Regions from separate parts of the Homo sapiens genome. Here regions 2, 3 and 4 are each linked to region 1. The links are chromatin contacts, found by Hi-C or POLR2A ChIA-PET in ENCODE. All regions are on one chromosome and are shown on one strand. Each heading gives the region's core, a stretch centred on a gene start or an enhancer-like site at or near the end of the contact. The rest is flanking DNA. Distances are from core to core; before and after follow the strand shown.

Region 1 (3,350 bases), core at 275-2,774:
CCCACAAACCTCTTGAAACTTCAGTCAGAAAATTTGCAAACTGCTAAGCAATACACAACTTTTTTTATAGGTGGCAGACTAGAGGTGGGAAGGGAACATCAGGCTCTTTGATACATGTAAACGAAAACATGTTGGTCTTTAAAGAGTTATGATGAACTCTCGGTTTTTCAATAGGAGACTAGAATTTTAAAATCATAGACAGTAGAGCCAGAAAACCTCTTAGAGGCCATTTTCTAATGTATCCTCCCCCCACCCATTTTACAGAAAAGGAAACTAAAACTCAGACAGACGTGACCTGCTTCCAGTTATACCACAAGGTAAAATCAGATAAAATCATGAGCTGTGTCCCTTTCTGCATTTAACTCAGCACACATTTACTAAGCACCAACCAAATTCTTGCTGAAGAAACAAAGATGGATAAGTCGCAGAATGCATCTTCAAGGAATTCAGAGTCCATTAGGGAGACAGACATATAAGCAGATGATTCCAGCACAGATTGGCATGTGCTATATTAATGATACAGAGTGCTATGAGAATACACAGAATTGGGAGTGGCTAATTCTGCCTGGGGTTGCCAGGAAAGTCTCCATCCAGGAGTGGGCATTTGAGTGCATTGACAGATAGAGTGGAAGAGCATTCCAAGCAAAAGGAAAAGAGTGAACTAAAGCAAGGGGACGGGAGAGAACACAGCTTGTGTGGAAAGCCCCACACAAATAGTTTGAAACAGCTGGAGGGTTTATAGAAGGTGCTGCAAAACCACCTCAGGGGATGTCACTAGGTCACAGCTGCCACCCTCCACCTCATTTGGCATGCTCCCTGGGGCTACGGCCTGTGTCCACCTAATGGGCCAGTATAACACCTGGCCAAGTGCCGATGGCATGGTGGGGCTTAATGAATTCCCTTTGAAGATGAGAGGATTGTGAGGGAGAAAAGAATTTGCCACTCAAGTGAGTCAACTGGAACGGAAGGTGTGTCCTGGCTTCTGAGACCTAGCACTCTGGCTGGTTGACCAGACAGCCGAGGTCACCTCCCCTGGGGCCACAGGGTTCTACTTGGGAACATCAAGTCTTTTTTCAGCAAGTTGTTCCTAAGCCACAACACTCTGGCTCACCCCCTGCCTTTGTAGTTTTACCAGTATAATTGATCCCAGAGCTCGGTTTCTGCCATACCCCTTGGTTTCCTAGGGAGTGATGATATATGCAGGCCTCCTTGGAGCTGCAGCACAGCCCAGGCCTCCTGGGGGAGAACACGGAGGGATATGTAAGAGGCAGACATAAATAGTCTTGCACTGCAGTAGTCATCCTTTTGGGTGCTCTGAGCTTCCTGTCCTGAGCTAAGATTTTCCTCTGGGGTTAGCTGAGGCACAGAAAGATAAACAAAGCTTTAAAGTGACTCCCCTCATTGGAAAGCTACAAGCACTTCCAAGACACCATTTTTTCCTACCTTCTGATAAGCGTGTCTAGGCTTCCCATCATCACACCCTGTGAAGAATCCGTAAGGTGTGTATGGGAAGAGGAGAGACCACTTGAGTATGAGACGTCTTTCAAGTGCCCTCCCACATATGCTAGGTCTACAAAATGTCAAAACAGCCAGGCAAATCATGCCAGGATTCATCATGGCAGGGGGAAACCAGTCACCCCTGATACTCACCATTGAGCAGCCCAAACAACTCTTAATGACTAAGGTTTTTTCCACTTACACCTGGTTCTTTTGCTTTCACCACACAATCGTGTTAGCAAATGAGATCCTTGAGTAAGCAAAACAGGTCCTTCACCGATTATCTTGTAAAAACACATTCCATATCCTACTACAGATATTTAGAGCAAGCAACATTTATTCACCTAGGTTTTTCAAAACACGCCTCCAAGCCATTTTTACCATGTAGTTGCTATGATCTGAAAAATCAAGTGTGTGCACAAGCAGGCAGCCAATGGCTTGCGAGAGAAGGATAACTGGGCAAAGAACAAAATTAAAAGCAAGTCACAGATGCAGAAAATGCACTTACAATTTATGTAACTGGATTAGTACCCAGAACACAGGAGGAAGAAAATTCTACACATCCATAAGGAGAAAAAAACATAGAAATAAATGATCAGTCTATATCAACAAGGAAAACTCTGAAAAGGAAATAATCCTAAAAGAAATGGAAAGATGCTTAACTTCACTGATACTCAAAGAAATGCAAAATAAAAAATTAGGAGATGCCATTTCAGACCCATCAGATTGGCTAAAATTTTAAAAGTCGGACAACATGAAATGTTTGACATGATAAAGCAATGACAAAACATGTAGACACTGATGATAGGACTGTAAATGAAAAAAAGCCATTTTGGATAGAAATTTGGCAATATCTATCAAATTTGAGGTTTAGTAGACCTTATATCTTAGCAATTCCACTCTTGGTATACAACCAAGAGAAGCTCTTGCATACAACCAAGAGAAGCTCTTGCATACCTACATAAAAAGCCTTGTATTTAAGAGAATTGTTTTTAAAAGAAAAAAGTAATTTAAAAGTTCATTAGTAGGAAAAGGCTTTATAAATTGTGATACATTCATATGAAGGGATATTATATCAAATTTAAAGTGAGTGAACTGAAACTAACGTATCAATATTGATACATCTAAAATAATAATGTTGAATACAAAAGCAATTTTTAGAATAATCAATATTATTCATGCAAATTTTAGTAACATGAAGTAATACTATATATTGTGTTGTACACATACTTACGGAGTAAATCTACCAAACATGGACAGGACAGACGCATACATCTTTGAGACGGTAGCTATTCTGGGGAGGAAGGAAAAGGGCTGGAAGGAGGCAAGCGACAAAGGATACAGTTATTTTTGGATTTCGCTTCTTTAAAAAGCTGAACCAGGTATAAGGAAATGTTAACATTCTCAAAAAATCATGGTGGTGGGAATGTGAATGTAAGGGTCAGTATAAGTTAGGTTTTGCTGCAATAACAGAAACCCCAAATCTCAATGGCTTAAAAGAGCAAAGATTTCTTTTTTTATTTCATACATTGTAGGTTGGCAGAAGGTGCTGCTTGTTGTTGCCACTCAGGGACCAAGGCTGACAGAGCAGTCACCACCTCCTTGCTGGCAGCTGCACCAGAAGGAAAGAGAGAGCAATTACATGCTCCAGATTGGAAGTGACACACGCTGTCTCCTTTCACAGCTAAGTGGCCCAGACTAGCACCTGGATTTACCTTGCTCAAGGGCCAGGAGTGCAATTCTACCATGTTCCCAGAAATGGAAAGAACTGGAAATATTTAGCTAACAGCGTGAAACTTCACTACGATGGATGTTTGTTACAGTACTTGTCATCCTTTTTTACATGTTTGGAT
Region 2 (3,350 bases), core at 392-2,891, 240 kb after region 1:
CTGACTTGACTCTGCTCGTCTTCTTCTTCTTCCTTTTTTTTTTTTTTTTTTGATGGAGTCTCACTCTCTTGCCTAGACTGGAGTGCAGGGCGTGATCTTGGCTCACTGCAACCTCTGCTTCATGGGTTCAAGCCATTCTCCTGCCTCAGCCTCCCGAGTAGCTAGGACTACAGGCACTTGCCACTACACCCCACTAATTTTTGTATTTTTAGTAGAGACGGGGTTTCACCATGTTGACCAGGCTGGTTTTCAACTCCTGACCTCAGGTGATCTGCCTGCTTCAGCCTCCCAAAGTGATGGGATTACAGGCATGAGCCACCACACCCCACCTAACTCTGCTCATAATGCAATGTTTCATCTGGGCAATGCCCTGCCCCTTTCTGAGTCTCACTTTTCTCACCTGAAAGAGGAGGTTACTGTTGATGACAGTGAACATTTAGGCTGTGCTGAGTTTTACACTAAGCATCCTGTCTCTAACTCTCCCAACACTCCCACAAGGCAGGTGCTATTATCCCCATTTTACTTTTGAGAAAATTAAGGCCTAAAGAAGTGAGAAAGCTTGTCCAAACCGCTATAGCTCTTGGGCAAAGGCATTAGTGACCAATGTGTATTTGACTCCAAAGCCCAGGATGTTAGCCACAGTGCAGGGCTACTATCCTTTTATACAATCTGTCAGGCTTCTTCCATCCGTGGCATGTATTCATCTAATTTTATTAAATCTTTATTGAGTTTCCACTTAGGTGCCTTGCACTGTTCTGGGCATTATCCCAGTACTCGATTTAGAGCAAAGAGTAAGACACACACAACAACGATCTCTTGGTGCTTACACGCTGCTGCAGGTGTGTGAAGGAGGCAGATAAAGGAACACTTAAACAAGAGGGACTGATAAGTAACCCAAGGGAGGAGTCACAAAGGGCATTCTGACTGTGAGTGAGTGGGGAAGGACTCTGGGAGGTTATGTTTAAGCTGAGATCTGAGTGACAAGGAGGCCACCTTGTAGAAGTTGGGGGAAGAGCACTGCAGGCAGTGGAGACGGTCAATGCAAAGGTCAAGGCTGTGAAGTGGGAAGGAGTTTGTGTTTGAGGAACAGAAGGAGACTGATGTGCTGGCAGGATGTGGGCTGCAGGGGAAGAAGCAGGAGAAAAGAATAGGGTCTAGCAGGTGGTGGTAAGTGAGAGACCTGAGCTTCTTAGACCTGAGTCCAGATGTGATGGGTTATGTGTTACAGGCATCTTTCCAGCTGCTGTGGAGGGAACCTGATAGTAAAAGGGAGTCAAGGGTAGAAGCAAGAAGGTTAGGCTAGACTTTTACCGTAATTCAGGTGTGATGTGGTGGTAACTTTGACTAGGGCATAGAAGTTGGGCAGGAGAGGTAAGTTTGGGGCATGTTTGGGAGTGATCGTCTATAGGATCTCAAGTGTGATTTCCTTCAGAGAAATGCTGAGCTAAATGGGCAGGAATCTGGGATACTCAGAGGGAAATGAAAATAGGTGCCCTAGGGGGTTGCCCAGATAAGCAGCTGGCGTTCCAAGACCAAAGAGTATCTGTTTCTCACCCCTCTCCCATTTAGTTTCTAACCTTGAGCTTTGGGCCAGTGCACAGAGGATGGTGGCTTCCTGCCTTTGGCTTCCCAGCTGAGAGCTGTTGGAACGCCCCAAAATAAGCCCTGCAGAACGTGCAGCTTCCTTTGCTCTCCCTGGGTATTTTTGTAAAACATTCTTTCCCACCAAGAATGAGGAACGTTCAGAGTGATGCTGACTTTATGGGCTGTATTTAACATGTTGTTTTTTCATGGTGTTGTCTGTTCATGCAGAGATTTCTGTCTCCTGTAAACTCCCTGGTAAGGAATCTTCAATCTCCATGTGAGATGGGTCTGGAAGGCTCAGTGGGAGCCCAGAAGAGCTGGGGTTTGAAAGCCTCTCCTTGTCTTGAGGACTGGACTGCGGTCCAAGGGCACCTACCAGCCCTCTTTTTTCATTTACATTTGAATTCACAGTTGCTGCCCTTTGGCAGTTCCCTGTAATTCCTTTTAACAGGCTGGGCTTTCCTGCAGATACTTCATTTTTCAGGTCTTGGAGAAGTTAGGTAGTGGCTGAATCAGGTAGAGAATCCAAAATTCTGACCAAGCCCCATCCTCTAGCCACCAGGCCAAAGCAACTTAGCTTGTGACCTCATCCTCCTGTGTATCCCCTGGCAATCTTATACTATAATCAGCCTAAGCCCAGAGATGCTCAGAAATCATACACTAAGTCATCTAAAACTCATTTCTGAGGCTTTCTCATGCGCCCCTCTTGCAGTCTGTAGTTACCAGGTTTTCAAATAATTAGCATAATCTCTTAAAAACAGTGTTTTGTTATTGCTCATTCAAGTTTCTTCTAAAATTTCTTTTATATTACCTATTCATTGAGTTGACAAACATTTATTGAGTTCTTACTGTATGCCAGGCATTGTGCTAGGTGCTGGGGATTGATTCAAAGATAATTTGGAGGCGTATGGAAGGGGAGTGGATAATTACAGCACAGTGAGATAAGTGCTATAATAGGGGGATATATAAAGAGCCAGAAATAGCACTATGAATAACATCTTTGAACAAATTGCCTTCTTTTTTCCTTTTGGATTATTCCCTTATGTATATTGCCCAAAGTGGGATTACTGGGTCATTTAAAAGATGAAAACAATTTGGCACAAAAAGATGTAATGACTTGCCTGGGGAATACAGCTCAATTTTCAACAGAGAAAGAAAAAATTGTTGACAAATCCAGATTTAGATCACTTTACCAGGAAGATGGGGCAGTTTTTATACTACCCTTTCAACATGGTGGCTTTTAGGGGCGGGGTGGGGGGGATTTATTCTAAACATGTTAGCCTGCGTGTAGGAATCACACGTCCTCATATTTAATCTCACAACTTGATTGTTCTCACAAGAACCTAGCTGTATACATATTATCGTTTCCATTTTACAAATGAAGAAACTGCACCCTTGATAAAAGGAAGTAAGTTGCTCAAAATTCCATAGTTAATAAGTGTAGAATCCAAGGGTCAAGCACAGTTCCTTTTATTCTTTGACTCTATCCTGTTCCCCATGCTGTGTTTACCAATTGAGGGTACCTGTGCTCTAGCCGGGGCCCGGAATTTAATATTTAATGAGTCACGGAGGCTCTTAAGATGATGGTCAGGCTCTATGAAATAGGTGTAGATTTTCTTACCTCTGAAGTCATAGCCAGGGAACAATGTCTTTCTGTATATTGACCTGAAAGGACCCAAGGGCGCATTATTCCTGACCCTGGCTCAGGTGCTGAAAGGCTATTTGCATAGCCCTACTGTTAGAGCACAGAATCCCAAGTAAAGCTG
Region 3 (3,350 bases), core at 236-2,735, 150 kb after region 1:
ATCAAGGCTCACTAAACACATGTAAAAGGAGAAAGGCTGCGGTTCCCCAAAGCATACAGGATATCAGGTTGCTCCCAATGTGCTAGCTAAGGCTAAAGTATGAGGTTCTCCAGTGCAGGTCACAGGGCAAACAGGTGAAGCTCTCAGTCACTTGGGTGCAGAGTGGCAGCTTCCCACACCTGAGGCCATTCTATCCCACTACTCCTGCCTTCAGCCCTGCTGTTTCAGCAGCCCTAATCATCAGAAGGTTGCATGGGCCCAGGTTGCACAACTCAGGGTCCCTTCTAAGACCTCTGAAGTCACCCACCCCAAATTCTTCCCCATCCATTCCTAGTACATAGTTTTCCAAAATCTCCCTATAGGTAGCCTGTTTCATCTTTCGGGGACTTTGATGATTAAGAAATATTTTGGGTCAAGGTGTGGGCCAAGGTATGTCTCCCTGTAACTTTTACCATTGGTCAAGTTCTGTCCTCTGAGGCCTCCTGTGACAAGTCTGCCCTCTCTTCCCTGTGGAAACCCACCAGGCCTTCGGTGACAACAGGCAAGGCCTTATGAAGTCTTCTTCTGGGTAAGGAACTCTGTTTTTTCTGATGGCATGGTTTTCGGCTATCTTACTCTCCTGGCCTGTAAATTCTCCACATTGCCAAACACGACATGAGACTTGGGGGATAAAAGATGTAGGTTTGAGTAGTGTGTCCACCAATGGGCTCTATTGCATAACACAGCTAAATTGAAGTTTTTATTTAGGGCGGATAAAATGTTGAATATAAACTTATAAATAATGAAGTGCTGCATAAAGGATTGTTATTACTACTACAGCTACTCTATATTGCTACTAAAAATAACAATTACCCCTACTAAATCAAGAACACAATGCAGCTGTCTTCTGAAACTACAGAATAGGAAAGAGAGCTGTCTTTTGCTTCGTCATTATATTCCTATGCCTTCAGCCTAACACCACTGTCGCTGTTTTGGTAAGCTGTATCTCAGAGTTGGCTCAGCCAGAGCTTACAGGCAACCAAATATTGAAGCTGCAGTTGTATTACACATGCTGCTGTCGGCCTAGGTTTTCCCAGTTCTTGTTATTGTAAAGTTAAGGGATTTACATTTGTCTCTGACATTTCATCATGTTTGTTTCACCCTGTTCAGATACTTTTGGACTATGATTCAGCCATGAAAAACAGTGCTTTCCAATTTTGGCTTCATGTCAGAATCATCTTGGAAAATTTTCTTAGCATAAATATTCCTCCTGAACCCTAGTCTCAAGATTTTAATTAATTTATTGTAGGGTGGGACTCAGGAAGCCATACCTAAAACAAGCATTTTAGGTGGTTCTTATCAGTGAAAGCATGAGGTTCCATCAGCCTGCATTTGGAAATCCAGCGTATACCACAGCCTACTCTGCTCAGTGTCACCTGAGCACTGGATAAACATGGCTTTTCTTTTAGGAAATCTTCTAAAGGGTAAGAAAATATCTACATCAAAGGTCAGGTGAAGACTGTCACAATGTTTGCATTCTGTTAATGTTGTACTTTCACAAGTCATTTCCTTCCTCATTCTCTAAAACAACGTAGATACAGCAACCTACAGATGAGCAGGACATAGACACAATGCTCCCATATGCCACTTTCTTTCCCACCAGGCAAGGTCGTGCCTTCTCATATCAGAAGTGTGCAATCCGGCCAAAAAGAGCATCCAGACTTAGAGTCCAGAGAAATTGACTGAGTAGGCATGTAAGTTGAAACCAATTTACCATTCCCTATTTTACCAACATTTCATCATTTCATTTTACTGGGAAGCCCCAGAGAGGTGCATTTACTTGCCAAGTTCACACAGTTTCGTCTAAAGTGATACGGGAAGATTCTTTCTGGACTTGAAGGAGCCCTATGTCTTCTTTACTGACTTTGATGATTCATTCATTCAGCACACACATACAGAGAATTCTCTGTGTACTAGGGAAGCATTATGTGTGGGATGGAGTAGAAAGAAATGAGACATAGTCCTTTTTCCTTTATCTCATTCTTGAAGTCCAGTAAGACAAGACCTATACAAAAATAACTGCCCAAGGTGGGCAAGAATGAATGCCATAAAAGGTCAAGAAAAGGAAGAATCACATTTTCTTCCTTCTAAGGAAAAGAGTTCTTTTGATCTTTCAGTTAAAAAAAAACAAAACACTAATTTCTCATTAAAAAATATGCTGCATTAAATCCATAATTATGTCCATGTGATCCCTTCAATGTCATCTCCTACATGGTACAGACCCTGCCATTTTTTAAATTATTTCAATAACACTTAGCATAATACAATGCACACCAAGGACTCACCTCTACCTTCAGTCTAAATCTTTTTATTCTTAAGTCCTGGGCATTAGCACAATTTTGTTACTAAAGACCTTTGAAAATGTCTTAGCTCTGTGACTACTGAATTTCTTCATATGGATCTACTTTAAAAGGCTTTCCCCACATTACTAAGGCTGTGGTCTAGTTCTTATATACCACTTGAACAAGAGCCTTCTTGTTACATAAATCCAGAGATCATTCCTCTAAGCCCCTGACTCATTGTTCTCACAGCTAGGCATTTCTGAAAACAAGATGCCATTTTGTTTCTAGGGTCAGAGCTCAAATCTTTATTGCCTCTGGTGAGATGATATTCTGTTCGCTTTCCTCCATTTAAGTATATAACATACCCTAAAGTATGTGCTAATTAATACATCTGTTTGTCTTACAAAGCAGTCGAAAAGCATGTATTTAAACTGTGATTCACATTTTCCCTTTCAGCCCGTCTGCAGATTTTTGTGCATGAGGAGCCTGATTACATTACTATTTTAAAAAGCCAATTAAAAAGTTCACTAAGTGACACTGGTGTGTTTTAGTGCAGGTAATAGAAGCATAAAGCTCTATGTGGCATTAACAAGCTGAAAGATACAACTGGATTTGATGGCAGAATTCATTTCTTCATCTTTCCAAAACAGTCTTCTGGAAAACAACTATGTATCTGTCCCAGAGGCAGGCCATGGGCACGTAGTCTGCACAGGCACTTTTAGGTTACAAAACAGTGAGCCATCTGTGGATGCACTCAGAGGGTTCACTGGCAAAGTCTTTATGGCTACTCCTTTAGAAAAAGAAGGGCTGGGTTGGGCGTGGTGGCTCATGCCTGTAATCCCAGCATGTTGGGAGGCTGAGGTGGACAGATCACAAGGTCAGGAGATCGAGACCATCCTGGCCAACATGGTGAAATCCCGTCTCTACTAAAATACAAAAAATTATCCAGGTGTGGCGGTGTGCGCCTGTAGTCCCAGCTCCTCAGGAGCTGAGGCAGGGGAATCACTTGAACCCAGGAGGCAGAAATTG
Region 4 (3,350 bases), core at 461-2,960, 150 kb before region 1:
GACTAGTCCCTGAATCTCTTTAATTAAATTAATTAATTAATTAATTTAAGGCTGTCTTGCTCTGTTGCCCAGGCTAGAGTGCAGTGGCTCACTGCAACCCCCGTCTCCTGGGTTCAAGTGATTCTCGTACCTCAGCCACCCAAGTAGCTGGGACTACAGGTGTATGCCACCACGCCCAGGTAATTTTTGTTTTTTTTAGCAGAGATGGGGTTTCACCATGTTGACCAGGCTGGTCTCGAACTCCTGGGCTCAAATGATCTGCCCACCTCAGCCTCCCAAAGTTCTGGGATTACAGGTGCAAGCCACTGCACCTGGCCCCTGAACATCTCATATTCCACAAGAAGGTCTATTTCAGGACTTGGTAGACAGGACTGCATACCCCTAAGCCACTGGTGTGCTGGAAAATGTTTAATTACCAGCTCTTGAGAGGATGGAGATCTCCCCTCTTGTGGTATTTGCTAATTTCCCACCACAGCCAATGTCAAGCTGCCAACATGACCTCACTGAAAGTGGACCAGAGGAGGGGAATGCCATTGGCTGTGGTGAGCTGGGAGGAGCAATTCTGGTACCATGGCCACCAGCAGTCCCAGTGCTCTACAGCCAAGCCCTGAGATCTTTGCACCTGATAGTCTTACGCCTGATCACGTTACTTATTTATTTTATTTTGTTTTTTCTTTTGTCAGACCTGGTCAACAGGAAGTAATTGCCTGAGCTCTTTAAAGCAACTGAGCTGAATGTCAGGAAACTGGAGTCCTAATCCAGGCCCTTTTTTGACTGACTGAGTTGGGATAAGACTTTCTACCTCGAGGATCATCAGGTGCAAAATGAAAAGGTTTGAAAAAATTAGGAGTTTATGGGGTTGGTATCTTGGCCTCCAAATCTCTGAGAGTGGTTGGAGGACAATTAAAGTAGGACTCCTGACCCGTCTTCCACCAAAGGTGCTTTGCTTGTGTATACTTTATATACAACTCCAGATCAGGTTTACCTGGAAGGTGAAAGAAACAGGTTCCACTGATTATTAAACGAAGGAATGAGTGCTGAGGCCCCGTCAGCTGAAATGTTTTCTATTCCTCCATGATTCCAGAACAAAACTCTCAGCCCCACCCATACACTTTAAGAAGGAAGCACAGAAGGGGTGGTTGTGGGAAGGAGAGCTGGCAGGGTGACCAACCCCAAAGAACAAGGCAAGGGAGCCAGACAGGCCAGGAGCACTGGACGGGCCCCTGGGATGCTGCACAATTCCTAGCATGCTTCTTCTAGAAGACTCCTCCAACAATCTCTGTGAAAAGAGAAATATTTTTACCTGCCCTTGGATGGCATTTAGGTCTGGGGTAGAAGGTGGCAGCTGTTTAACAGCCCATGGTAACACTGCACAGCAATTAGGGCAGGAAGTGAAGAAGGCTGTATCACACAGAAACTGCCAAGGTGGAATTGAGGTCAAGAGATTGCAGTTCCTCCAAAGTGAATTCACCCTTCTTCCCACCTGGATGGCCTCTGCCAGTGACTGGGGGATCTAGGGGAGCAAGAGGTGGTTTTCTAAAGAAGAGGGTCCTTCATAAAGGTGTGATACAGCATAGGTACTCGTGGGCAAGGGCAGGGCTTTTGAGAATGCCAGTGCAGAGACCACTCCACTGCTCTTAGGAATCGTGTGTCTAGTGACAATGTGGAGGGGAGGTTGAAGGGGAATCACTGGGCTGGGGAGACCAAGTGGCAGATAAGAGGTGTTGCCTAAGTGACAGACCATACACCTGTCAATCAAGAACAGTGACAGGATGGACTTTGTTCTCAGGGGCCAGGTGTTTCATTAGGGAGTACAATTTCATGCTCATACTTCTCTTTTTGACATTTCCGGCCTCTCCATAGTCCCTGTGGGTTGGATCTGTGCTTGGCAGTTCCTCTGATTGAGGGAAAGACAACCTTTTCTTGTGTGCTGTATTTATACTCAGGCATGAAATAAGACCGAGCAAACGTCATCCCAGAAACCTCAGGCCACTTGAGAGAATTTCGATCTGTAAGTGTAAAAGTAGCACAATGTCTGCCTCTCTCTTCACACTTGGGCAGAGGGGTTTGAGGAGATGATGATGATATTCTAGAGCAGTCAAAGAATTTTAGGGCTAGAAAGGGCCTTGGAGATGGATTTTAGGTCAAAAAGCTTAAAAGACTTATGTTGGCTCTACTTTTTTATTTTTTTTCTTGAGACAGAGTCTTGCTCTTGTTGCCCAGGTTGGAGTGCAGTGGCACAATCTCGGCTCACTGCAACCTCCATCTCCCGGGTTAAAGCAATTCTCATGACTCAGCCTCCCAAGTAGCTGGGATTACAGGCACGTGCCACCACTCCCAGCTAATTTTTTTATATTTAGTAGAGATGGGGTTTCACCACGTTGGCCAGGCTGGTCTTGAACTCCTGACCTCAGGTGATCCACTCACCTCAGCCTCCCAAAGTGCTGGGATTACAGACGTGAGCCATTGTGGCCAGCTGGCTCTACTTTTAACGTATCCAGAATCCAATCGCTTTTCCCCACCTGCAGCTATCCTTCTGATCCAAACTTCCAGCATTTCTTCCTGGAATATTGTGATCACCTACTACCTGCTTCAACCCTTGCTTCTCTCTGCTTCAATCCTGTGCCCCTTAGTATATTCTCAGCACAGTAGTGAAAATAATCCTCTTAAGATGTGCATTGGATAATGTCACACTTCCACTCAAATCCTTGCCTTGGTACCCCATTACTCTTGAGAAAAAAACTCAAGTCCTCAAAATAGCCTACCAGGCCCTACAAGACTCACCCTGTATTGCCTCTCTGACCTTATCTCCCATTACTCTCCCAGGTACTCCAATAGCTGACCACACTGCTCCAGCCACACTGGCCTCCTTGTTGTTCCTAGGATGTGCTCCTATTTTAGTCCTTTGCCCTCCCCTGGCACACTCTTCCTACAGACATATGCTCAGTTCACAGTCTCCTCTTCTTCAAGCCTGCTCATGTCTCACCTTCTCCCCCAGGCCCCACCTTGACCATGCTATTTACATATCAGCCTGCAAGTTGGTACCTGTTCCCCACTCCAAATCTGGGACTTCTGCTCCCCACCCCTCCATGCTGCTCTACTTTTTTTCCCCATAGGACTTAGCACCTCCGAACACAGCAGACAATTTTCATATTTATTGTGTTGATTAATATTTGCCCTTGCCTGCTAGGATATAAACTCAACAAGGGCAGAGATTGTCCTCTCTTATTGACTGAGGTATGGCTGCTGCCTAGTGAACCTGGTTGCATGGAAGAGAAGGTAATTAAAGAGAATGTAACTTTAAATAAAATTATTTTGAAGTAGTTTCAAACTTACAGAACAGTTGCAAA

What was found. Hi-C counts contacts between places; a loop is a spot of excess contacts on that map. ChIA-PET counts read pairs that join two places held with the same protein, here RNA polymerase II (POLR2A). Pooled maps may share reads with other maps.
Region 2: a map of OCI-LY7 shows a loop between it and region 1 (5-fold over the local background). The contact joins the enhancer-like site here to the promoter of LINC01991 in region 1. A Hi-C loop is called at or near these places in 1 of 168 maps with a recorded cell type or tissue (OCI-LY7) and 1 of 50 pooled maps. POLR2A ChIA-PET finds 5 or more read pairs at or near these places in 2 of 52 experiments (OCI-LY7 and Panc1).
Region 3: a pooled map shows a loop between it and region 1 (6-fold over the local background). The contact joins the enhancer-like site here to the promoter of LINC01991 in region 1. A Hi-C loop is called at or near these places in 6 of 50 pooled maps. POLR2A ChIA-PET finds 5 or more read pairs at or near these places in 4 of 52 experiments (BJ, K562, OCI-LY7 and 1 more).
Region 4: a pooled map shows a loop between it and region 1 (2.6-fold over the local background). The contact joins the enhancer-like site here to the promoter of LINC01991 in region 1. A Hi-C loop is called at or near these places in 2 of 37 single-sample maps with no recorded cell type and 2 of 50 pooled maps. POLR2A ChIA-PET finds 5 or more read pairs at or near these places in 1 of 52 experiments (MCF 10A).

Annotation. Positions count from the first base shown.
Region 1 is chr3:187,974,883-187,978,232 of GRCh38, forward strand. It overlaps LINC01991 (long intergenic non-protein coding RNA 1991), which reads right to left and starts at 1,525. Exons shown (of 3, transcript NR_135538.1): 1 at 1,444-1,525.
Region 2 is chr3:188,216,241-188,219,590 of GRCh38, forward strand. The region is part of intron 1 of LPP (LIM domain containing preferred translocation partner in lipoma); the gene reads left to right. Among named protein-coding and RNA genes, the nearest start is that of FLJ42393, 39 kb to the left of the region's middle. Within about 2 kb of position 1,642, at least 4 of the 41 ENCODE cell types and tissues checked have a DNase peak (open chromatin) inside an H3K27ac peak, as active enhancers do; they include OCI-LY7, where a contact is called at or near this core.
Region 3 is chr3:188,121,831-188,125,180 of GRCh38, forward strand. No RefSeq gene overlaps it. Among named protein-coding and RNA genes, the nearest start is that of LPP-AS2, 31 kb to the right of the region's middle. Within about 2 kb of position 1,486, at least 3 of the 41 ENCODE cell types and tissues checked have a DNase peak (open chromatin) inside an H3K27ac peak, as active enhancers do; they include OCI-LY7, where a contact is called at or near this core.
Region 4 is chr3:187,827,386-187,830,735 of GRCh38, forward strand. No RefSeq gene overlaps it. Among named protein-coding and RNA genes, the nearest start is that of BCL6, 84 kb to the left of the region's middle. Within about 2 kb of position 1,711, at least 3 of the 41 ENCODE cell types and tissues checked have a DNase peak (open chromatin) inside an H3K27ac peak, as active enhancers do.